Regions from separate parts of the Mus musculus genome. Here regions 1 and 3 are each linked to region 2. A link is a loop called in an ENCODE intact Hi-C map of the cell type or tissue named here. Cell type or tissue: gastrocnemius. All regions are shown on one strand. Region 1 has its middle 71 kb from the start of Gm28822. Region 2 has its middle 33 kb from the start of Mir30c-2. Region 3 overlaps B3gat2 (beta-1,3-glucuronyltransferase 2 (glucuronosyltransferase S)).

Region 1 (8,000 bases), 180 kb before region 2:
TCAGCTTTTGGTCTAAATATTCTATTTCTAATGATAGTGGAATATTGGACCATCTCACTGTTGTTTTGTCTGGCATGCCTGTTCTTTTCCTTTCAGAAGTGTTTGTATCATACAACTTGGCTACAATCTTTTACGCATTGATTGAATGCTTTTAATGTCTTCCCGAAGGATTATCCCTTTGTTAGGATGCAGAGGCCATCTTTATCTCTTCTAGCTACCCCAGGTTGATTTTTGGTTTTATTTTCTTAGAATATCATTTTTCACTACTTATTTTTGGTCTTTTTGTCAGTGAGTTTGTATACTTATTTGCATGTTATTTCTGTGTGTGTGAGAGAGAGACAGAGACAGACACAGACACAGACACAGAGAGACAGAGATACAGAGAGACACAGAGAGACAGAGACAGAGAGACACAGAGAGACAGAGATACAGAGAGACAGAGACAGAGACACAGAGAGAGACAGAGAGAGACACAGAGAGAGAGACAGAGACAGAGACATAGAGAGACAGAGACACAGAGAGACAGAGAGACAGAGAGAGATAGTGTGTGTGTTGTCTCTTTTTATCAACTGTGTAGATCCTAGAGATTGAATTTGAATTATCAAGCTTACCCTGTGAGCCATCTCACTGCTCAGCTAAGATTTGTTTCCTATAGGCATCCAGTAGTTGGGTTTTGCATTTTAATCCAGTTGGCTACTCTGCTTCTTCTAATTTAAAAATAAAGAGTATTTATATTTAGTGTTATTCTCAAGAACTATCTATAACCCTTGAGCTTTTGTTGCTTTTTAAAAATTTCCTGGTTGGTGTGTGTGTGTGTGTGTGTGTATTATTTATTGCATCTGAGTGTATGTATGTGTACCATATGCGTGCGTGAACCCATGCAAAGAAGAGGTTGTTGGATTCCCTAGAACTGGAATTGTAGCTAATGCGAGCTTCCAAGTGGGTACTAGAAACTGAACCTGAGTCCTCTGCAAGAGCAAGTACTTTTAATTACCACCTCTCCAACTCCACATTGAGATACTTTAAGCCTTATCTTTTTTTTTTCAGTTTCCAAACTAGAATAATTGAAAAGTTTTTTTATTAGATATTTTCATTATTTACATTTCAAATGTGATCCCATTTCCTAGTTCCCCCCCAAAAAAATCCCTTACCCCCTCCACCCTCCCCCTGCTCCCTAACTCACCCACTCCCATTCCTGGTGCTGGCATTTCCCTATAGTGGGGCATAGAGCATTCACAGGACCAAGGGCCTCTCCTCCCATTGATGACCTACTAGGCCAACCTCTGCTACATATACAGCTAGAGTCACAAGTTCCACCATGTGTTTTCTTTGATTGGTGGTATAGTTCCAAGGAGCTCTGGGGGTACTGGTTAATTTATATTGATGTTCCTCCTATGGGGTTTCAGACCCCTTCAGCTCCCCGGGTACTTTCTGTAGCTCCTTCATTGGGGACCTAGTGCTCCATCCAATGGATGATTGTAAGCATCCACTTCTGTATTTGGCAGGCACTGACAGAGCCTCTCAGGAGAAAACTATATCAGGCTCCTGTCAGCAGGCTCTTGTTGGCATCTGCCTAGAATTTGGGTTTGGTGGTTGTTTATGGGATGGATCCCCAAGTGAGGCAGTCTGTGGATTCTTTTTCCTTCAGGCTCTGCTCTGAAATTTGTCTCTGTAAGTTACAGAGACATGGGTATTTTGTTCCCCCTTCTAAAGAGGATTCTGAGCTTCTGGGCTAATATCCACTTATCAGTGAGTGCGTATCATGTGTGTTCTTTTTGTAATAGGGTTACCTCATTCAAGATGATATCCTCCAGATCCATCCATTTGTCTAAGAATTTCATAAATTCATTGTTTTTAATAGCTGCTGCATAGTACTCCATTGTGTAAATGTACCACATTTTCTGTATCAATTCCTGTTTAGGGACATCTGGCATATTTCCAGCTTCTGGCTATTATAAATAAGGCTGCTATGAATATAGAGGAGCATGTGTTCTTATTACATGTTGGAGCATCTTCTGGGTATATGCTCAGGAATAGTATTGCTGGATATTCCAGTAGAACTATGTCCAATTTTCTGAGGAACCGCCAAACTTATTTCCAGATTGGTTGTACCAGCTTGCAGTCCCAGCAGCAATGAAGGTGTGTTCCTCTTTCTCCACATCCTTGCCAGCATCTGCTGTCACCTGAGTTTTTTAACTTAGCCATTCTGACTGGTGTGAGGTGGAATCTCACGGTTGCTTTGATTTGCATTTCCCTGATGATTAAGGATGTTGAAGATTTTTTTAAAGTGCTTCTCAGCCATTCAGTATTCCTCAGTTGAGAATTCTTTGTTTAGCTCTGTACCCCATTTTTTAAATAGGGTTATTTAGTTTTTTGAGTCCAGCTTCCTGAGTTCTTTGATATTAGCCCCCTATCAGATTTAGGATTGGTAAATATCTTTTCTCAATCTGTTGGTTTCCTTTTGGTCTTATTGACAATGTCCTTTGCCTTACAGAAGCTTTGCAATTTTATGAGGTCCCATTTGTTGATTCCTGATCTTACAGCATAAAACATTGGTGTTCTGTTCAGGAATTTTTTCCCCTGTGCCCATATCTTTGAGGCTTTCCCCACTTTCTCCTCTATAAGTTTCAGTGTCTCTGGTTTTATGTGGAGTTCTTTGATCCACTTAGACTTGAGATTGTGCAAGGAGATAAGAATGGATCAATTTGCATTCTTCTACATGTTCATAGCCAGTTGAGCCAGCACCATTTGTTGAAGATGCTGTCTTCTTTCCACTGGATGGTTTTAGCTCTCTTGTCAAAGATCAAGTGACCATAGGTGTGTGGGTTCATTTCTGGGTCTTCAATTCTATTCCATTGATCTATCTGTCTGTCTCTGTACCAGTACCATGCAGTTTTTATCACAATTGCTCTGTAGTACAGCTTGAGGTCAGGCATGGTGATTCCATCAGAGGTTCTTTTATTGTTGAGAATAGTTTTTGCTATCCTAGGTTTTTTGTTATTCCAGATGAATTTGCAAATTGCCCTTTCTAACTCTGTGAAGAATTGAGTTAGAATTTTGATGGGGATTACATTGAATCTGTAGATTGCTTTTGGCAAGATAGCCATTTTGACTATATTGATTCTGCCAATCCATGAGCATGGGAGATCTTTCCATCTTCTGAGATCTTCATTGATTTATTTCTTCAGAGACTTGAAATTCTTGTCATATAGATATTTCACTTCCTTAGTTTGAGTCACACCAAGGTATTTTATACTATTTGTTACTATTTTGAAAGGTGTTGTTTCCCTAATTTCTTTCTCAGCCTGTTTATCCTTTATGTAGAGAAAGGCCATTGACTTGTTTGAGTTAATTTTATATCCAGCTACTTCACTGAAGCTGTTTATCAGGTTTAGGAGTTCTCTGGTGGAATTTTTGGGGTCACTTATATATACTATCATATCATCTGCAAATAGTGATATTGTGACTACTTCCTTTCCAATTTGTATTGCTTTGATCTCCTTTTGTTCTTTAATTGCTCTGGCTAGACTTCAAGTACTATATTGAATATGTAGGGAAAAAGTGGGCAGCCTTGTCTAGTCTCTGATTTTAGTGGGATTGCTTCCAGTTTTTCACCATTTAGTTTGATATTGGCTACTGGTTTGCTGTATATTGCTTTTATTATGTTTAGGTATGGGCCTTGAATTCCTGATCTTTCCAAGACTTTTATCATGAAGTGGTGTTGGACTTTGTCAAGTGCTTTCTCAGCATCTAACAAGATGATCATGTGGTTTTTGTCTTTGAGTTTGTTTATATAATGGATTAAGTTGATGGATTTCCATATATTAAACCATCCTTGCATCCCTGGGATGAAGCCTACTTGATCATGATGGATGATCATTTTGATGTGTTCTTGGATTCAGTTTGCGAGAATTTTATTGAGTATTTTTGCATTGATATCCATAAGGGAAATTGTTCTGAAGTTCTCTTTCTTTGTTGGGTCTTTGTGTCATTTAGGTATCAGAGTAATTGTGGCTTCATAGAATGACTTAGGTAGAGTACCTTCTGTTTCTATTTTGTGAAATAGTTAGAGGAGAATTGAAATTAGGTCTTCTTTGAAGGTCTGATAGAACTCTGCACTAAACTCACCTGGTCCTGGGCTTTTTTGGTTGGGAGACTATTAATGACTGTTTCTATTTCTTTAGGGGATATGAGACTGTTTTGATCGTTAGTCTGATCCTGATTTAACCTTGGTACCTGGTATCTGTCTAGAAAATTGTCCATTTCATCCAGGTTTTCCAGTTTTGTTGAGTATAGGCTTTGTAGTAGGATCTGATGATTTTTGGATTTCCTCAGATTCTGTTGTTATATCTCCCTTTTCATTTCTGATTTTGTTAATTAGGATACTGTCCCTGTGACGTCTAGTTAGTCTGGCTAGGGGCTTATCTATCTTGTTGACTTTCTGAAAGAACCAGCTCCTGGTTTGGTTGATTCTTTGTATTGTTCTCTTTTGTTTCCTCTTGGTTAAATTCAGCCCTGAGTTAGATTGTTTCCTGCCCTCTACTCCTCTTGGGTGAATTTGCCTCCTTTTGTTCTAGAGCTTTTAGGTGTGCTGTCAGCTGTTAGTGTGTGCTCTCTCTACTTTCTTTTTGGAGGCACTCAGTGCTATGAGTTTCCCTCTTAGGACTGCCTTCATTGTGTCTCATAAGTTTGGGTATGTTGTGACTTCATTTTCATTAAACTCTAAAATGTCTTTAATTTCTTTCTTTATCTCTTCCTTGACCAAGGTATCATTGAGTAGAGTGTTGTTCAGCTTCCACTTGTGTGTGGGTTTTCTATTATTTATGTTGTTATTTAAGATCAGTCTTAGTCCATGACAATCTGATAGGGTGGATGGGATTATTTCAATATTTTTGTATCTGCTAAGGCCTGTTTGCTGACCGATTATATGGTCAGTTATGATGTGCTGAGAAGAAGGCATATCCTTTTGTTTTAGGATGAAATGTTCTATAGATATCTTTTAAATCCATTTGTTTCATAACTTCTGTTAGTTTCACTGTGTCTCTGTTTAGTTTCTTTTTCCAGGATCTGTCCATTGATGAGAGTGGATGTTGAAGTCTCCCACTATTATTGTGTCAGGTGTAATGTGTGCTTCGAATTTTAGCAAAGTTTCTTTAATGAATGTGAATGCCCTTGCATTTGGAGCATAGATTTCAGAATTGAGATTTCATCTTGGTAAATTTTACCTTTGATAAGTAAGAAGTGTCCCTCCTTATCTTTTTTGAGAACTTTAAGTTGAAAGTCAATTTTATTCGATATTAGAATGGCTATTCCAGCTTGGTTCTTGGGACCATTTGCTTGGAAAATTGTTATCCAGCCTTTTTCTCTAAGGTAGTCTCTGTATTTGTCCCTGGGTCAGTTTCCTGTATGCAGCAAAAAGTTGGGTTCTGTTTACTTAACCAGTCTGTTAGTCTATGTCTTTTTATTGGGGAATTGAGCCCATTGATATTAAGAGATATTAAGGAAAACTCGTTGTTGCTTCTTATTATTTTTGTTGCTAGAGTTGGAATTTTGTTCATGTTGCTATCTTCTCTAGGTTTGTTGAAAGATTACTCTCTTGCTTTTTCTTGAGCTTAGTTTTCCTCATTGTGTTGAAGTTTTCCCTGTATTAACCTTTTTAAAGGGCTGGATTTGTAGAAAGATATTGTGTGAATCTGGTCTTGTCATGGAATACCTTAGTTTCTCCATCTATAGTAAGTTGGAGTTTTGTTGGGTATAGGAGCCTGGGCTGGCATTTGTGTTCTTTTAGGGTCTGTATGACATCTGCCCAGGATCTTCTGGCTTCTATAGTCTCTGGGGGAGATGTCAGGTGTAATTCTTATTGGTCTAACTTTATATGTTACTTGACATTTTTCCCTTACTGCTTTTAATATTCTTTCTTTGTTTTGTGCATTAAGTATTTTGATTATTATGTATGGGAGGAATTTATTTTCTGCTCCAAACTATTGGGAGTTCTGTAGGCTTTTTGTATGTTCATGAGCATCTCTTTATTTAAGTTGGAGAAGTTTTTTTTTTTTTCTATAATTTTGTTGAAGATATTTACTGGCCCTTAAAGTTGGAAATCTTCCTTTTTGTCTATACCTATTATCCTTAGGTTTGGTTTTCTCATTATGTCCTGGATTTCCTGGATGTTTTGGGTTAGGAACTTTTGCACTTTGCATTTTCTTTGATAGTTGTGTCAATGTTTTCTATGGTGTTTTCTGCACCTGAGATTCTCTCTTCTATCTCTTGTATTCTGTTAGTTATGCTTGCATCCTTGACTCCTGACATTTTTCTAGGTTTTCTATTTTCAGAGCGGTCTCCCTTTCTGATTTCTTTTCTGTTTCTACTTCCATTTTTAGATCCTGGATGGTTTTATTCAATTCTTTCACCTGACTGGATGCATTTTCCTGTATTTCTTTAAAGGAGCTATTTATTTCCTTCTTAAAGTCCTCCATCATTATCATAAGAAGTGGCTTTAGATCCTTATCTTGCTTTTCTGCTGTGATGGTGTATCCAGGACTTGCTAAGGTGGAAGAGTTTGATTCTGATGATGCCAAGTAACCTTGGTTTCTGTTGCTTCTGTTCTTATGCTTGGTTTCTGCCATCTGATTATTTCAAATGCTTGTTGCCCTAAATATATCTGATTGGAGCCTGTCCTTCCTGTAATCCTGGTTGATTCTGAACTCTTCAGAGTCTAGCTTTATCTGTGATCCTGTGATTCGGGATCCTGTGAACCTGAGATTCAGGGTGTGTCAGAGGTATTGGCAGTCAAGCTTCCTCTGAGACCCTGATATCCTGGTGTGACCAAGCTCCTGGTATCCTGGCATCCTAAGATCCTGGGCGTGTTACAGTGCCTAGAAGTGGTGTCTCCTCTGGGGTCCGTGGGGCTGTCTGGTGTGTTTGAAACCAAGGTATACCAGCACCGACCAGAAATGAAGCCGCTGGTCATGCAGGGCTCCTGTGTCCTTGCTCCTGCTGTCACGGGCCCCCCACGATTTTTTTGGAACAGATGTTGTGTTCTACTCACCAGTGATCCCAAGATCCTGGGCATGCCAGGGCATTTGCAGTGTGGAGAGTCAGTCCTCTGGGGACCTTGGGACTGTCTGCAACCAAGGTGCCCTGGAGCTGGCACCTGGGCCTTTTTTTCTTCTTTATATTAGAGATTTTGATGTTCATGATGTTGATAATATTTGGTTCTTTTCTAATTTTTACATGTTCAAATGTCAAGAATATAAAACAAACAAATAAAACATCAAAAGTTAGAAGAAGGAACCAAGCTATTTTCAAGGGCAAATTTACTGTCATTGTATCAGTCCTTTCAGCAGAAACTTTAAAAGACAGGAAAACATGTAACACTATGTTGAAAGTCTTTAAAGTAAATAACTGCCAAATAAAGTTGATATATCTAATTAAATTATCCTTTTGGATTAATGGAGAAACATGGATCCCTGTTTTGCTTCATTGCTGGAGGTGCTAGGCTACATTCCATCTCTGCAGCCAGAGTTGCCCGGTTCATGGAAGATATCGGCTCAGGTGTGGCAGAACACAGCCTAAGATAGGGGCCCCAGCCCGGGTGAGAAATGACACAGGCTGGGGCCAAAGCTGGGCTTTCCAAATTCCGGGACACACAGATGCTGCTGGGATCCACTAGGAGTCAGGAACAGAGCCAGGGGGCTGGGGGATGGGGGGAGGGGAGGGAGAATCCCGCTTAGCTCAAAGGTGAAGGACCTTCTTCTAGAGACTTAGGCAGCACAGCTCTGTATGATGAAGGCTTCATCCCACAATGGTTCTTGATGAGAGAAACAGTCCTTGCTTGTCCAAACTGTTTATTTATAGTGAAAAAAATGAATGCATACCACTTACTCAGCGTGGACCAGAGATTAAAGATCTTTTGCAGGAAGGAATGCCCAAGAAGGGAAACTTATTGGCTAAATCTTCAGGGCCCATCTAGACACCTCATTAGCATGGAGAACTCTGTG
Region 2 (8,000 bases):
TCGTTGCTAGACTTCTCAGTATCTCTTCAAGATCCTCCAGTGTGTGCTTTCCACGTCTGTGCCCTTAAAGTCTGCAGCCTTTTTGCGGGCTTCAGCTCTGAATAAACAACTATCTGCTAACCTTCTGCTAATGGATATCCTCTGCCTATCATGTTTAAAAGCCTGAAGCCAAATTCATGCTCTTTTTACTTCTGTTCTTTTCATGTTTGTGATAGCCTTTCTATTCTGCCTTTTTAACTGGAAAATATGGCTATAGTCATCATCCAGTTCTTATTATCTCTCTGTCCTACAATTAGCCACTCATATAATTGAACCTATTGTAGATTAATGATTTTAAATTTTCACCCCTCCTTAGTTCCACCTTCTGAATTAGGAAGACTGGACTATCACGATAGCCTGTCAGCTAAAATCCCATCTTTGCATTCTTTTTTTTTTTAAATTAGGTATTTATTTCATTTACATTTCCAATGCTATACCAAAGTCCCCTATACCCTCCCCCACGACTCCCCCACCCACCCACTCCCACTTCTTGGCCCTGGCCTTCCCCTGTACTGAGGCATATAAAGTTTGCATGACCAATGGGCCTCTCTTTCCACTGATGGCCAACTAGGCCATCTTCTGATACATATGCAGCTAGAGACACAAGCTCTGGGGGTACTGGTTAGTTCATATTGTTGTTCCACCTATAGGGTTGCAGATCCCTTTAGCTCCTTGGTTACTTTCTCTAGCTCCTCCATTGGGGACCCTGTGATCCATCCAATAGCTGACTGTGAGCATCCACTTCTGTGTTTGCTAGGCCCCGGCATAGCCTCACAAGAGACAGCTATATCAGGGTCCTTTCAGCAAAATCTTGCTAGTATATGCAGTGGTGTCAGTGTTTGGAGGCTGATTATGGGATGAATCCCCGGATATGGCAGTCTCTAGATGGTCCATCCTTTCGTCTCAGCTCCAAACTGTGTATCTGTAACTCCTTCCATGGGTGTTTTGTTTCCAATTCTAAGAAGGGGCAAAGTGTCCACACTTTGGTCTTCGTTCTTCTTGAGTTTCATGTGTTTAGCAAATTGTATCTTATATCTTGGAGATGTTGATCTGTTTCTGTATGCTGACATTGCGGTAGGGGCTGAGGAGTAAAGGGAGTCCGAGTGGTCTCTTCTAGGAAAGCAGTGCCATGGGCAAGAAGCATAGGAACTTAATTCACCTGTGTGCGCTATGGTGAACATTAGACACATGGTCCAAAGGGAGCAGTGGTTTCCCTGGTTTGCAGGAGGTGAGTGAAAGCGGAGAAGGTGGTTTAGAGGCTAAGGGTTAGGGCTAGGGAGGGTTTCCCAGGTAGAGTGATGTCAAAAGGCTTTTTGTTTCAGGGTATACTACATGACCCAGACACTAAGATTTGTGCAATGCTCAGCTGCCTATTGATCATGGACATAAAGCAGATAGTAGACAGGAGGGTAGAATGTGGCTGGATAGTGAAGTGTTTAACAAAACAAGCCTGCTGAGTTCTATGGAGTTGGGATGTCAACTTCAGCTCCTACATTGGGTAAATACTAATGTCTGTGTAGACTCAAGAAACTAATGCTGAAGTTCATTGTCCACAATTTCATTGATCTTGCTTTATTTCTGGCTCTGGTATTGGAGTCCTGTAGCCAAAGTCTTTATAAGAAAAAACATGGTTCTATCTCACCTATATCATTTAATTATCTCTTACCTTTTTTAGAGATCAATAAGATTGTTAAATACATTACAATGTAAGATGTGCACAAACATGTTAGAAAATAATCTATGAATATGAACATTTCTTTTTTATTTTTAGCAAATCCTCCATAAATCTCCATGTCCAGACCTTTTGCTTGTTTGCTGTTTTAGTTTCGCTACTAGCAGTGATAAGGCATCTCCAGATGGGACCTGCCTTGGGTAATATCATGAGTGATAGATCATTTTCCCCCTAAGGAATATAATGGAAATAGATGGAACAGTCACCACTGAACTCAGGTGTGTGTGTGTGTGTGTGTGTGTGTGTGTGTGTGTGCGCGCGCGCGCGCGAGCGCAGCTCCTTAGTCCATTGAAGTACTTCACATGAGTGTAAGTGCAAGGTTGCTGTACCTCCTGTCTCAGGTGGAAATGGGTAGAATGTTCCCAGAATTGTAGAACAAGCTTTCATTGGTTTTGAAGTGTTCTTTTCCATTTTACAACTTATTGCTCACTTTGGCTCAAGAGTATCATGCAGACTCTCTGTAATCTGCCTCGAGATATGTAGTCATTGTATGATTTTAACCTCTGCCAGATATTCTTGACACGGGGTGTGTGGCGTATACTGATTGGTTTCTGAAGGTCCTCAGGCCTCCTGTGGTGGATGCTCATATTGAGTAAGATGTACATTTTAGCATTAGCTCCGTATCTGTTTATCAAAATTCAAGTGGATCTTTCAACCTGCTTGAATCAGATTCTTGATAAATCTGCTAACAACTAGGACATAAGTCATGGAATTTGCTCGAAAACTATTCAGAGTAAGAGCGGATGACACTATCGCAGAGTTCCTAATAAATACAGAAATTCATTTATGAATGTTAAAACTAAGGTCCAGGAAATTATAAATGATTTTCTCAAGGTCATTAGCACAAGGACTAATATAACTTAGATTTAATTGTCTATTACCTTACTTGGCGTGTTCTCTCTCACATTTTCATTTTCAACTTTAAGTTTTAAGTTAAAATACAATTACATCATTTCAACTTCCCTCTTGTCTTTCTGGCCTTCCCTGTGTCTCCTCTTTGCTCCCTCTCCCCCACAAATTCATGGCCTTATTTTTCTTTAATTATTATCGTTACATATATGCATAAATATATAAACACAACCTCAGGAGTCCATTTAGTGTTCCTTGTGTATATATAAAACTAGGATAAATTTGTACGTAGCACAAGGAAGCCGTTGTGCCACAAAATGACTTATGAGCAGAATGACAAGGATGGTAATAAAGACGATTCTAGAGGAAACTAAATATTGCATAATCCATAGGCCAACTGTTAGGAGTGTCAACCAATATAGAAGAAGCATACACTGTCACTTACCACTACTTCTTAGGCAGTGAGAACATTCGCTTTATGTCTAGAAAGCCTAGATAAGGTGAATGTTTTGGTGCGTTTTTGTCAACTTCATGAAAATGTAGGTACACTTACAAGGAGGGAATCTATTCTATTGGATTATCGGTTCTATTGGATTGGCCTGTGGGACATTTCCTTGATTGCTTCCTAGTGGTATAGAATGTCTCAGTCTGTTATGCGAGTTGGCATTCCTAGGTAGGTGGGACAAGGCTGTATCATAAAGGTAGCCCAACAAACCAGAGGAGCAGGGCAGTAAGCATCCAGCGGCTTCTGCTTCCAGCTCTCGTCTGGAGCTACAGCCTTGGTTTGCCCTGACGGTAGGTCACAAACTACAAGCCAAATAAAACCTTCCACTCACAAGTTGTTTTTTGCCTAGCATTTTATTAAAGCAAGACAAAGCAACGACTACTGATTTAAGTCAGAAACATTTAGTATGTCAGGCCATTTCAAACTGAATGTGAGTTTTTTTGTTTATTTGCTTAAATGAAATATTCTCGATATGATGGAGCCTCAATTTGTAGCCCACAGAATGGTTTTGATTTTTCTTCTGCAGGGCAGTCTTTTTCCTTATAGGCTGACTAAACAAAGATGCTTCAGTTAACCCAAGACAGCTTTGCTTTGTTCACAGCAAGCAGAGATTTTTATTTTATTTTATTTTATTTTATTTTATTTTATTTTATTTTATTTTATTTTATTTTATTTTATTTTATTTTATTTTATTTTATTTTATTTTTACATTTTTGTTTAAGCTTCTCATGTAGTCCAAACTGCATCCGTTATTTTGCCGATTTACAAAAGATTTTGGAACAATTTATTTTCTTAGAGAACCAAAGTGCCCTCTACTGTTTATTTTCGGTCATTACAGCCGAATATCTGGTAACATTTTAGATGCTCTTTAGAAATAAAAGCAATAACGAAAATATGTTTGAAGAAGCATTCCTGTCCTGTTTCAGTCATCAAAATGTGCTTTTGAAACCACCAGCCAGTATCTATATACTTAAAATAAGCCATGGAGTTGTACAAATAAGAAACCTTGTGAATTCAATTCAAATTGGGTCTAATATGTCAGTAACTTAAATGCTTCAAAGGTCACAGAACACGCATTGCCTCATCTGTCTTTATGTAATGTTATACCATCTTGGGGTGGGTGGATGGATATTTAAACCTTTTAAAAATAAAAGCCAGCGAAATACTTACAGCAGTAGGCACACTGATATTTTTGGGGTGGTTTGTACTTTAAGAGAAGCAGCCGGGCGTGGTGGCGCACGCCTTTAATCCCAGCAATTGGGAGGCAGAGGCAGGCGAATTTCTGAGTTCGAGGCCAGCCTGGTCTACAGAGTGAGTTCCAGGATAGCCAGGGCTATACAGAGAAACCCTGTCTCGAAAAACAAAAAATCAAAAAAGAAAAAAAGAAACAGCTTCCGTATAATTTGCCTCAAGTTATGGTGGAAATGTTTATAGGAACTAGAATTAAAAACCAAAAGAAACGTTCGAAATACTGATTTACTTTGGTAGCAAACAGTGTCCTTTGCAGAATCCCCAATGGAGATGAGCGCCATTAAAGAGACTGGGGATAGTTCTACCACTCAATACTTCACATAAGGATTCTTTTTTGAAAGAGCCAGGCATCTGTACCTGCTGACAGCGATGCAAACAACCCAAAAGAGAATGAAGTGGCTTTAGGAAAAGATTCATCTTAATTCTATTCAAATTACTTTCAGTCAATATTCCAGCGACATTGTTTTCCCAGTCCAGTATCCGGTCTCCTCAGCGCTGCGCTGGGGAGCCAGCCCACTGAGGTTATGCGGAAGTTGGGAGTGGAACTGCTCACAACTTCGCTCCCATTATGCGTCTCTTGTTACATATTCTCTCAGATGTGTGCACTGCGGGGTGTTTGTACTTGGGGATTATATACGGGATTTTTCGATGTGACAGCTAACTGCATCTTTAATAGTCACAGACAAAAGAAATGATGAAATTTCCTTGAAAATTACAATGTTAAATTTGGAGGCAGCTTCAGTGAGTTTTATTGGAGGTGATTATTTCCTGGGCATTTTGTGTGTGTGTGTGTGTGTGTGTGTGTGTGTGTGTGTGTGTAATGACTTCCAAGAAGCAGCCTACCGATAGTCCTAAAACTTTGTTCAATACCTTTTAGTTTGTTTAATAAGCTCTACATAAAACAATGGAAGTGCATACTTGTCCGTTTTCCTGTTTATAGAAATAACAGCTCTCCTACATAGTCTTTACTTGACTCAAATCACAAATTAACCTGAGGTCAAGATGAGGAGAGAGACGACTGAGCTGAATGCCTTCACTAAAATTACAAGAAATTTTGTCAAACTTGGAAAAAAAAGAGAAATAAAAGCAATAAACTTATTTCTAATAAACTGGATATTCATGATAAAGGAAACTTCTAACTCAAATTCTTCACGGTATTTACATGTCTTATAATTTGGTCACTAAATAAAACTCAACTATTTGCCTTAGTGATTTTCAACCGTGTATTTTATTTTCCAAATGCACACTACGGTGTTTGCAAACACTTTCAGCTTTTACCATTGGTTTCAATTCACCTTATTATGACCTGTTTTCTTCCCATGCTACTTAATTTATTTTTTAAAAAATGAAAAAAAAAACCCAGGTGTTTCCAATTTAAATTTCTGAAGACAAATTGTGAAGGGCCAATTAAGATTTTCTCAATACAATTCATTAAACGTATTGAAAAAATTTTTTTACAATGTCATGTGGTTCAAAAACTACAGAAAGGTGAGGACTGTGAGAATGGGAGATAGAGTCTTCCCAGGGACGAGCACACCAGCGCACCAACTGTCTCTCCAATTCCAAACCATATGCACACGTAACACTACAGACTGAGCAGGCTGCTCTTACACATTTAGGAACATGCATATATGCATATATGCATATACATATAGGGATATGTATGTATGTATGTATACAACAATGAATGAAAAAGGTCATGAATTTTAAAGAAGGAAGTGAGGGTAAATATTTTGGAGGGAAGAAGGGGAAATAATGTAATTATATTACAATCTCAAAAAAAGTTTCAAAAGTATGTCATGTGATTGACATTCTGAATAACTTGAAATAGTTTTACAAGGTTCCACATTGGTTTATTGTAAAGTTTATTGTTATTATTATTATTTACCAGTAATATTAGCTCCCTTTCTAAAGGATCCCGAGTTATCTCAGATTTCTTTGCTCTACACTGTACTAGCAGCACCTTGTGGGGAGTGAATCAATATTTCCTGGTCGTTACATTTCAGCCAGCTAACACTTAAAGGTCCGGGATTGGGAGAAAATAGTCTTGAGAAGGTCATAAATCTAATTAATTCGGGGGCATTTTCTCTTTCTCACTCTTTTTCATAGGACTCGCATCATTGCCAAGCCTTAAAAAAATTTTTTTTTTCCCTCTAGCTGTTGGGAGCTTTTTAGTTCGTCCACAAAGAGACGAGTCTTGGCTGCTGGCCTTTTTGGCATCTGTGAATATTTTCATAGACCTAGCCTGAACTTTCAGTCTGTTCCTGGAACTTCAGAAGTTGACAATAGAAACAGCGTCTGTCTATTTGTCTTTTGCACCCTTTGCTTTTAATCTCTTTCTTTCATACGCCACTTGAAAGTACCGTAAGAGGCAGCTTAGGGTCAGAGAAGAGAAGGAAACCTGCCTCCCCCTCCTTGGCTTTCTGAGTCTCTGTTTCCAACGTATCCAGGAAACCGGAAAGCAAACCCATTTGAACCGCTAGTGACAAAGAGCATCTGACAAGCCTGCTGTCAGAGAGCCTTCATCTTATAATGTGGTCACAGGAGCCTCTTTCCTTGTGCCAGTTACGCCGCAGAAGCAGCCATGACAGTTCACAGGCAAGAGGGGATGGCTTAGCAGTGCACAGAAGCAGCAGGAAGGTGTCTTCCAGAGAGCAGGGAGTTCACACATAGCAAAACCGCAGAACTCAAAATTCACCCTTGACGCCCGATCCTCCCAAGCCCAGGGGAAATGCTTTTAGGTCCTCTCTTCTGCCCCGCTGACTCTTCTCCAGGGGATGAAGCGCTGGCCACCTAGCTGCTGGGTGACTGCTTTGGGCTTTTGTTCCATAGTTCAATCCATCTGGATCAGAGTTTAGCCCCACGGAAAGGCATCAAGGCCACAGGCCTTGTGTGGCTGTAAATCTGGGTAACTCCCTTACAGGTAGGTTGCTCAGAGACCAGGACATGCTGTTCTTGCTACTGATCTAATCTATAGTCCTCACTCAAAGCCATTGGTAATCAAAACATCAGGTGGATAGCTGAGATGTCATCACACAAGGGTAATTTACTGTAACACAGTTTTTCGGATACATTTCCTTGTCCTGTTTCGTTTTTATTGTGACACAACCTAGTCGCCTGGGAGGAGGGAATATCAGTCAAAGAACTGTCTGGATCAGATTGGCCCATGCCCATGAGCGATGGCTTGGCGATTGATATAGAAAGGCCTGCCCACTGTGGTTGGCACCATCCTAGACTGAAGAGACTGTGCTGTGTCAGAAAGCTGAGCATGAGCCAGAAAGCCAGTCAGTAAGGGTCATCTCTCTACAGTTTCTCTTTCAGTTCGACCCCAGTTTCTGCCCTGACTTCCCTCAGTAATAGAATGTGACCTGGAAGTCTAAGTTGAAATCAACTCTGCCCTTCCAAAGCTGATTTTGGTCACTGTTTATCACAGCCACAAAAAGCAATCGAGAACAGTATTTCAGCTCTGTTTTCAACTTGGAAGGCAAGTCTCAGCACATCCACAGCACAGATCATCTTGAACTTTCCAGTGATCCACATTGGGTGTTTTCTCCAAGATGGGTAACTGTACTGGCTAGTTTTGTGTCAACTTGACACAGCTGGAGTTATCACAGAGAAAGGAGC
Region 3 (8,000 bases), 470 kb before region 2:
TGCCATGAATTTACAAAAATCAGCTCAACTCATTTAAAAATGGATGCGTTGCTGCAAGGTCGAGGGCAGGGGTGGCAGGCACGGTCCCCAGGGAGGGCACCCTGGGAGCTGAAGGTCTTTCTCTTGTACCTGATTCACAAGGAAGAGGCAGCTTCCCATTGCAGTGACCATTTACTAAGTCAGGTCTTTGAACAGCAGGACTGGAGTTTAATTTTTTCCCACAGATTAGTAAGCCACTAGAGTACTGTGGTATTGAAGACAGACAGAGAGGCACCTTGTGGTAAATTCTAATTTCCCAAATAAATGGGTGGTCCAATTTGAGAAGAGAGAGAGAGAGAGAGAGAGAGAGAGAGAGAGAGAAAGAGAGAGAGAGAGAGAGAGAAGAGGAGAGAGGAGAGAGAGAGGAGAGAGGGAGGAGAGAGGGAGGAGAGAGGGAGGAGAGAGGAGAGAGGAGAGTAGAGAGAGGAAGGAGAGAGGAGAGAGGAGAGAAGAGAGAGGAGAGAGGAGAGAGAAAGGAGAGAGGGAGGAGAGAGGAGAGAGGAGAGAGAGAGGAGAGAGGAGAGAGGAAGGAGAGAGGGAGGAGAGAGGAGAGAGGAGAGAGAAAGAGAGAGAGGGAGAGAGATCTTTCACTGTTAAAAGCAGCACACTAGAGAGCCACATAAACAGACTTTCAAAACAGGGCATAGCATGGAAAAATAGGAAGAGCCCATTATGGCATTATTTGCCTTTAAATCACTGCATATAAAGCACTGTATGTTTCGTTAGGGTGTGTATGAATCAGGATAGATACCCAAGAATAAGGATAAATATAAGTACAGAACAAGGGACAGTGCTTGCCTAGAAGAGAGTTATAGCAGGCAGAACTAGAAAGAATGACACTCTCCATCTCTAGACTGGCAATCAGAAAGAAAGAAAACACGTACTTGGGTTTATCCTGGTAGAAAATGTCTTCAGATTACATAACAAATTAATAAAAGATTTATCATGGGAAGGGTCTCTAAGGTGACAGACATAGATTAGGTTAGTAAAGTCTTTTCTAAAGTGATACATAGAGTTATTAGGGCTTTAGTCAAAAGCTATTTCAAAGGCTGGAAGGATTGCTCAGTGGTTAAGAGTGTGGACTGCTCCTCCAGAGGACCTGAGTTTGGGTCACAATCACCATACCAGAGGGCTCACAGCTATCTGTAACTCCTACACCAGGAGATCTGACACCTTCTTCTGGTGTCCTGTGGCTACCTGTCCACAAGCATACATGCTTACCACACACATACATAAATTAAAAGTAAATCTTATTTTTAAAAGTTACATTATAATGCTAGAAGGATGCATCTGTATTTGGGCAATATATATAAATAGGTGTCGAAAGAAAATCCAAGGCAGAAAGTCCAATTATCAACCAGAGAATGCTGGGGCTGTTTACTCTATCTGAGCTTCCCAGCAGGGTTTATTGAAATAAGCTTACAGATTATTTCCTTCTTAATTGGGAGGAGAGAATTAGAAAAGCAAACTGGATAAAGAAACAAGAACTAACTATGTACTATTTACAGCCGACACCTCTGAGTATCAGAAAGGAGAGCGGTAGAGGCAGACGGATGAGAAAAGCAGTAACAGACAAGCAAGCAGGTGAAAGCTATTATGGCTATATTAATACAATGTATCACCAAAGGAGCTTTCAAAACAGAGATCACAAGAAAATCACTGATACTTTATAATGAGAAAGAAGGTCAATCCATCAGGCAGAAGTACCGAGTCTGAATGTATGTGCACCCAGAACATAGATTCAAAGAACTTGAAAGCACGAACTGGAGCCATAAAAGGAGGAAGAATTAATGCCCGCAGTCAGAACGTGACTATTCATTTTGTCTTGATAGAGGAAACAAACCAGGAGGGATAATGGAACATCTGAGCATCACTCAGCCTCACATACACAGAACACTGCATCTAAAGATACACAGTGTATGTTCCTCTAAGTGTACGTAGAACACATAGCATGCTGGGATATAGCTCAAATATGATATTCAACTGAGTACAAGTAGCTAGGACTCACACACCACAGATCAGCTGCAGAGCAAAAGCAAGAGCAAACACATCATTGTTTAGATGTTAACAAACTTTGAGTTACTTAGTAAAATTAAGAAAACCTGTATGAGTAACTTAGAAGAAATGAAAGGCTATTTTGAAGAGAGAAATATGGAGACAGCATTATAGTGTATAGACACATTGGTAATGTATATATGTAGTATATATGATATATGAATATATTTCTAATGTACATATGTGAACATATATGTATACACACACATAGTGTGTGTGTGTGTGTGTGTGTGCATAATGGCACATCAGAAGCTGCCTTTGGGTGGCATCATGAATGAGAAGAATCAAGATAACTATGATAGACTATTCCCAAAGGGAAGGATGTGACTCCCACAACGAAAGATGTGACTAGACAAACTGAAGAGCCTTGTGAAGCAAAAGCCAGCTATAGAAACCGGAAGCAGCCTACCCACTAACACCAGTTCCCTTTTGAAAGAAAGAAAGCTAATGCCACGCCCACACAGCAAGCCAGGAGACCCCAGTACAAAGAGAATTGGGAGTCTGAGGTACTGGAAAAAGCCTCAGATAAGCCCAGTTGGGGGCTTCAGTGTGACTTCATGCCTCCTATGTCCAAGTCAGTTTAGGAGAAGCAATCCTTCTCATCGCGTTCCACACCTCAGCGAGCTTTATCCCGCGGACATCTTGACGGGGAACTTTATGAACTTCTCTGGAATCCTAAAAACAAGGACAACTAACAAGTTAGACAACCTGGGGGTAGCCTGATATAGTCTCTGGGTGGAAGATGGCCCCACAAAATGTCTGTGGAGAGGGAGAAGGTGGGACATGGACATGTTGAGAAATCCAGCCTTAAGGGGGACTCTGGTTGTAAGCAGCAAGGTGGTTTGGTGGCTCTGCCTTATATGGCAAGGAGCAAACTGTATCACCTGGGGAGATGGAGGGCCTGGAGGCGTGCTCTGGTTGGCTACAGGATCTGGAGCTGCCTCTCTGCCACATGGTCTTCAGCAGGACAGAAAATTCTGAAGCTCAGTTAAGGTAGAACTCCGCCTCCATGTCTTCCCCACACCACAGCGAGCTCAGTACTGGGCAGGACCGCGAACCCATGGGGATGGGGGCTGTTTCCTCCCCTTCCTGTAATCACACTTGAGAGACACTCAGACTTTCAGGTTAACAGGTTCTATCGGTATGGTTCTCAATATCATGATCAAATATCTGACTAAAAGCAACTTCAGGGAGGAGGAAGGGTTTATTTGACTCAGCTGGAGAGTGTGGGTCCATTGGACGGCCTCTCACAACGCAGTCGGGTCACCCACACTCAGGATTTTGTCCCCTAAGTTAAGCACATCTGGAAGTACCCTCAATGACATGCCCAGAGGTGTGTCTCCTGGGCAACTCAAAACCAATCACATGAAGTTGACAATGAAGTTCACAATAGGGGAAGTCTCCAGAGCGAGCAAGTCCCTGGCTGGCCAGCAGAGGGTGCTGGTGCACAAGAAGGAGGTTCTTAAGGGGCCTGTAGTCTCAGGGGACAACTGATCCAGATGGACCAGCCTCAACAGTGGGAAAAACAAGAAACTCCAAACCCGTTGTTCCCTCTGCCCAGCAAACTTCAGTTTTAGAGGACCCAGAAAGAACTGATCCATACATTCCCCTTAAATTTCTTATTTATCCTTTATGTTTGTTTTATTGTATGCTTAGTGTGCTTTTAAATTTATTTTTTAAAAAGCTTTTATTTTGTTTCCTATTATTCATCTGTAACCATTTTTTAATATATTTCATTTTTATTGTGCAATCAGATTTATGCCACCTTTGGCCATTCGTTCTCTCAATTTCAAATATTTTTCAATTTAATTTTTAAAAATTTAATTTTGTGTCTGTCTTCCCATTCATTTATTGCAGTCATTATTTTAGTTTTTACTCTAAATTATACTTTCATTTATAACATTATTATTTTTATTTTATTTTAAGGTCACTGATGATGAAAGTAATCTCCAATTTTAATAGATTTAATATATTTCTATCTCAGGTTGGGCTTGGTGACATTGCTCTTATGACCTTTCCCCTCTGTGAGTATTACTGAAGATTGAGCCCTCAAGAAAAAGAGGCTAATTAGCAGAAGATTCCCATATTTTGATGTTTATATATGCTCAGCCCAGGGAGTGGCACTATTAGTAGGTGTGGCCCCATTGGAGTAGGTGTGGCCTTGTTGGAGTAGGCGTGTCACTGTGGGAGTGGGCTTTAAGAACCTCATCCTGGCTGCCTGGAAGTCAGTATTCTGTTAGCAGCCTTCAGATGAAGATGTAGAACTCTCAGCTGCACCTGCACCATGCCTGACTGGAAGCTGCCATGTTCCCACCTTGATGATAATGGACTGAACCTCTGAACCTGCAAGCCAGCCCCAACTAAATGTATTCCTTTATAAGACTTGCCTTAGTTCTGGTGTCTGTTCATAGCAGTAAAACCTCAACTAAGAGACATATAAAACTAGGAGAAACATCCAACACATGAACCAATTGCAACATTGAAATATAAGAGACACGAACAGACAATGTGATGTGACTCCTCCAAAAACCAACAACTACTCAGCAACTGAAACCAAAGATACTTAATGCCAGAAATAGAACTCAAAAGCTTAGGAGTCAAAATGATTGATGATTTCAGAGAGACACAAGCAAGCAGGTGAATGGAAGAAAAATACAATAGATACAAGTAAAATATAGAGAAACATTAGAGAATACTTAAAAACCCTTTACAAGCCACTCAAAATTCTAGAAATTGTATGTGTTTATAACTATATATATATATATATATACATACATACATATATACATATATATATATATATATAAAATTTTCCAGCCACACGTGATCTATCAAAATTAAATCAAGATCTATATAATGAGCAAGGATGCTGAATAGGGTCTTTAGCAAGGGAAAGCTAAGGACAAGAACAAGCCATTGATTTCCACAGTGCCTCTAAAGAAGAAATACCATCAATGCACTTCAAACTTCTCAATCAAACAGAAAGAGAAGGAGTGCTAAGGAGCTCGTTGAATAAGCCAGCTTTATCCCGATACTAAAACCAGACAAAGACACAAGAAAATCGTACAGGTCACTTACCACAATCAAATTGATTCCATTCTAGGCATGCAAGAATCCAATTAAAAAACAGCATATAAATGGCCAGGGCCAGAAAGCATATTTTCTTAGCAAGTGCAGAAAAGGCCTCTAATACAGTTCAATATCTCTTCATCATAAAATTCCTAAAGGGAGTTAGTTAAACCATAAAGACTATACCTCAACACAATGGAGACTTCATGTAATGGACTTATAACCTACATTATACATGGTTACTATTATTATTATATTATACATTATAGGACATTAGTGAAAACTGAAAGGACTTACTCCAACATTAGGAATGAGACAGCAGTGTCTACCATCTGCAGTCTTGCTCTATATGGTGCTTAAAAAAAGATCCAGTCATCAAATGGACAAATAAATGGAACAAGCAGGTTTCAGAAGACAGCATACAAGTGGGCAAAAGTATAGGAAAGTCACTGTCATTAGCCACCAGGGAAATGCAAATTAAAACTACATTGAGTTTCCACCAGAGTGGCTGTCATCAAGGCAAAGGACAGCAAATGATGGCAAAGAAGTGCAGGAAAGGAATCACACACACTGCTGGTGGGAACATGGACCACTGTGTGCACTGTGGCAGTCACACTGCCGGTGGGAACATGGACCACTGTGTGCACTGTGGCAGTCACACTGCCGGTGGGAACATGGACCACTGTGTGCACTGTGGCAGTCACACTGCTGGTGGGAACATGGATCACTGTGTGCACTGTGGCAGTCACACTGCCGGTGGGAACATGGATCAATGTGTGGTCTGATGACATTTTCTGGCCTCCATGGGTACTGCACACATGTAATGCATATATAAAGTTGGATGAAAGAACACATATGGAAAAAGAAGATAAACGCCATGTGATCTACTTGTACCACTCTTGAGTATGCACCCCGGGGACCATAAATCTGTATCCCACAGAACCTTCCCATCCATGTCCATCACACCAGCATTCACAAGATGTTCCATCAAGCCAGATGTCCATCAAAAGATGAGTGGATAAGGAAAGTGTGCTTTATATAAATAGAAATGTTTATAAATCTCAATGATGATTATAAGTCTGCTGCATGAAGCTTCCACTATATTGAGGTATAATCTTTCTGTTGCTAACTTCCTTTAGAAAACACACATGTTTTTATATGGGATATATACATATTATACATACTACATGTATTATATATGTGATATATGATATATCATATATTTTATTCAGTTATAAAGTGGACAAAATTTTGTCATCTGAAGGAAAATGGATGCGACTGCAGGTATTATGAGATCCAAGCCAGAGTCCAAAAACCAAATGATATCTATGAGGATTTTCTTTCATTTGTAGAATGGAGATATTAAAATATATACATAAAAGACATAAAATTAGAAGGAACTATTTTGAGGGCAAATAAAAGAGAGAGAGAGAAATACAGGGTAATTTTAGGAGAGAATATTAGCCATGCACATGCTATGTCTGTGCAAAGACATCATTATAACACATCATATTCTATTTTTTAAAAGTAGATTTAAAACTTAAATAGTGTGTAATGCTGCTGAAATGTGCCTATAAAATACACACACACACACACACACACACACACACACATATATATGATACATATGTACATATATGTATATATATAATAAAAAATAAAAAACAATCTTAAAAACAAAAGAAAAAAGATATTTAAAAAAACCTAAAAATTGAAAAGCAAATTAAACTAAAAACAAAGAAAAATAAAGAATACCAACAAATTAGATAATAAAGACAAAAACCATGTGAGAAACCTTGCATGTGAATGTGACCACCAGTATTCAATTCTCAGCTCCTCACTTCTTCTAGGGAGTGGTCTGAGGCAAGTGACCAAGGGCCTCCAAGGCACGGGTCACTGGGCCTTTGGGTGTGATGTCATGGCACCTCTGAGATTGTTTAGAGGATTAAAAGAGGTAGACTATGCAAAGCACTGGCTCCTGGTGCATAAACAACTTTTTGTGGCCCTTGTAATTAGCATTATTTGCCAGCATCAGTAGCACTCTGCTTAGCTACTGGGACCTGTTGCCAGCACAACAGGGAAGCCCTTTTCTGGTGGAGGGAGTAAGCAAGCAGGTTGAGTGAGCACTCACTTGTGGAAGTTGAAGGTCAATGGAGGGCAACAGCTATCATCCCTCATTATTCTCCACCTTATATTTTAAGTTGAAGTCTGTCATTGAATTAGGAGCTCCTTGACAGGGCTAGGGTGGCTGGCCAATGAACCCTAGCGATCCCGCTGCCTCTGTCCCTCTGCAGCTCTGGGGTTACAGATATGATACTCAGCTCTTATATAACAACAACCATATTTATCATATAATTGTAGTGTGTGTGCATGTATGTGTGTGTGTGTGTATGTGTGTGTGCTCGAAGGCATGAATGTGCCATGGGGTATATATGGTGATCACATGACATTTAGGAGTTGAGTTTTTTTCTTTCAGTACTGGCTCCAGGTATTAACTCAGGCCGTCAGGTTTAGACAGTAAACACTTTTTACCTGGTGAACCATCTCACTGGCTTGAAACCCTTTAAAAATGTTTAATAAAAAATATTGACATGCCGGGGCCTAGCAAACACAGAAGTGGATGCTCACAGTCAGCTATTGGATGGATCCCAGGGCTCCCAATAGAGGAGCTAGAGAAAGTACCCAAGGAGCAAAAGGGATCTGCAACCCTATAGGTGGAACAACAATATGAACTAACCAGTACCCTGGAGCTCTTGACTCTAGCTGCATATATGTCAAAAGATGGCCTAGTCGGCCATCACTGGAAAGAGAGGCCCATTGGACACGCAAACTTTATA

What was found. Peaks named below come from ENCODE experiments on the same cell type or tissue, not always from the same donor. Only the 100,000 strongest peaks of a DNase experiment are listed, where the experiment ranks them.
Region 1: it touches region 2 in a loop (8-fold over the local background); 26 of 42 quality-filtered maps call a loop at or near these places.
Region 3: a loop joins it to region 2, with 7 times the contacts of the local background. A loop is called at or near these places in 12 of 42 quality-filtered maps.

The regions. Positions count from the first base shown.
Region 1 is chr1:23,499,144-23,507,143 of GRCm38, reverse strand. No RefSeq gene overlaps it. Among named protein-coding and RNA genes, the nearest start is that of Gm28822, 71 kb to the left of the region's middle. In gastrocnemius, no CTCF peak of the experiment used is centred here; no DNase peak of the experiment used is centred here.
Region 2 is chr1:23,320,373-23,328,372 of GRCm38, reverse strand. No RefSeq gene overlaps it. Among named protein-coding and RNA genes, the nearest start is that of Mir30c-2, 33 kb to the right of the region's middle. In gastrocnemius, a CTCF peak has its summit at 3,964 (motif pointing left); DNase peaks (open chromatin) are centred at 6,614, 6,886 and 7,583; H3K4me3 peaks cover 1,392 bases; H3K27ac peaks cover 1,481 bases.
Region 3 is chr1:23,788,479-23,796,478 of GRCm38, reverse strand. The region is part of intron 1 of B3gat2 (beta-1,3-glucuronyltransferase 2 (glucuronosyltransferase S)); the gene reads right to left. Among named protein-coding and RNA genes, the nearest start is that of B3gat2, 31 kb to the right of the region's middle. In gastrocnemius, a CTCF peak has its summit at 3,534 (motif pointing right); a DNase peak (open chromatin) is centred at 3,532.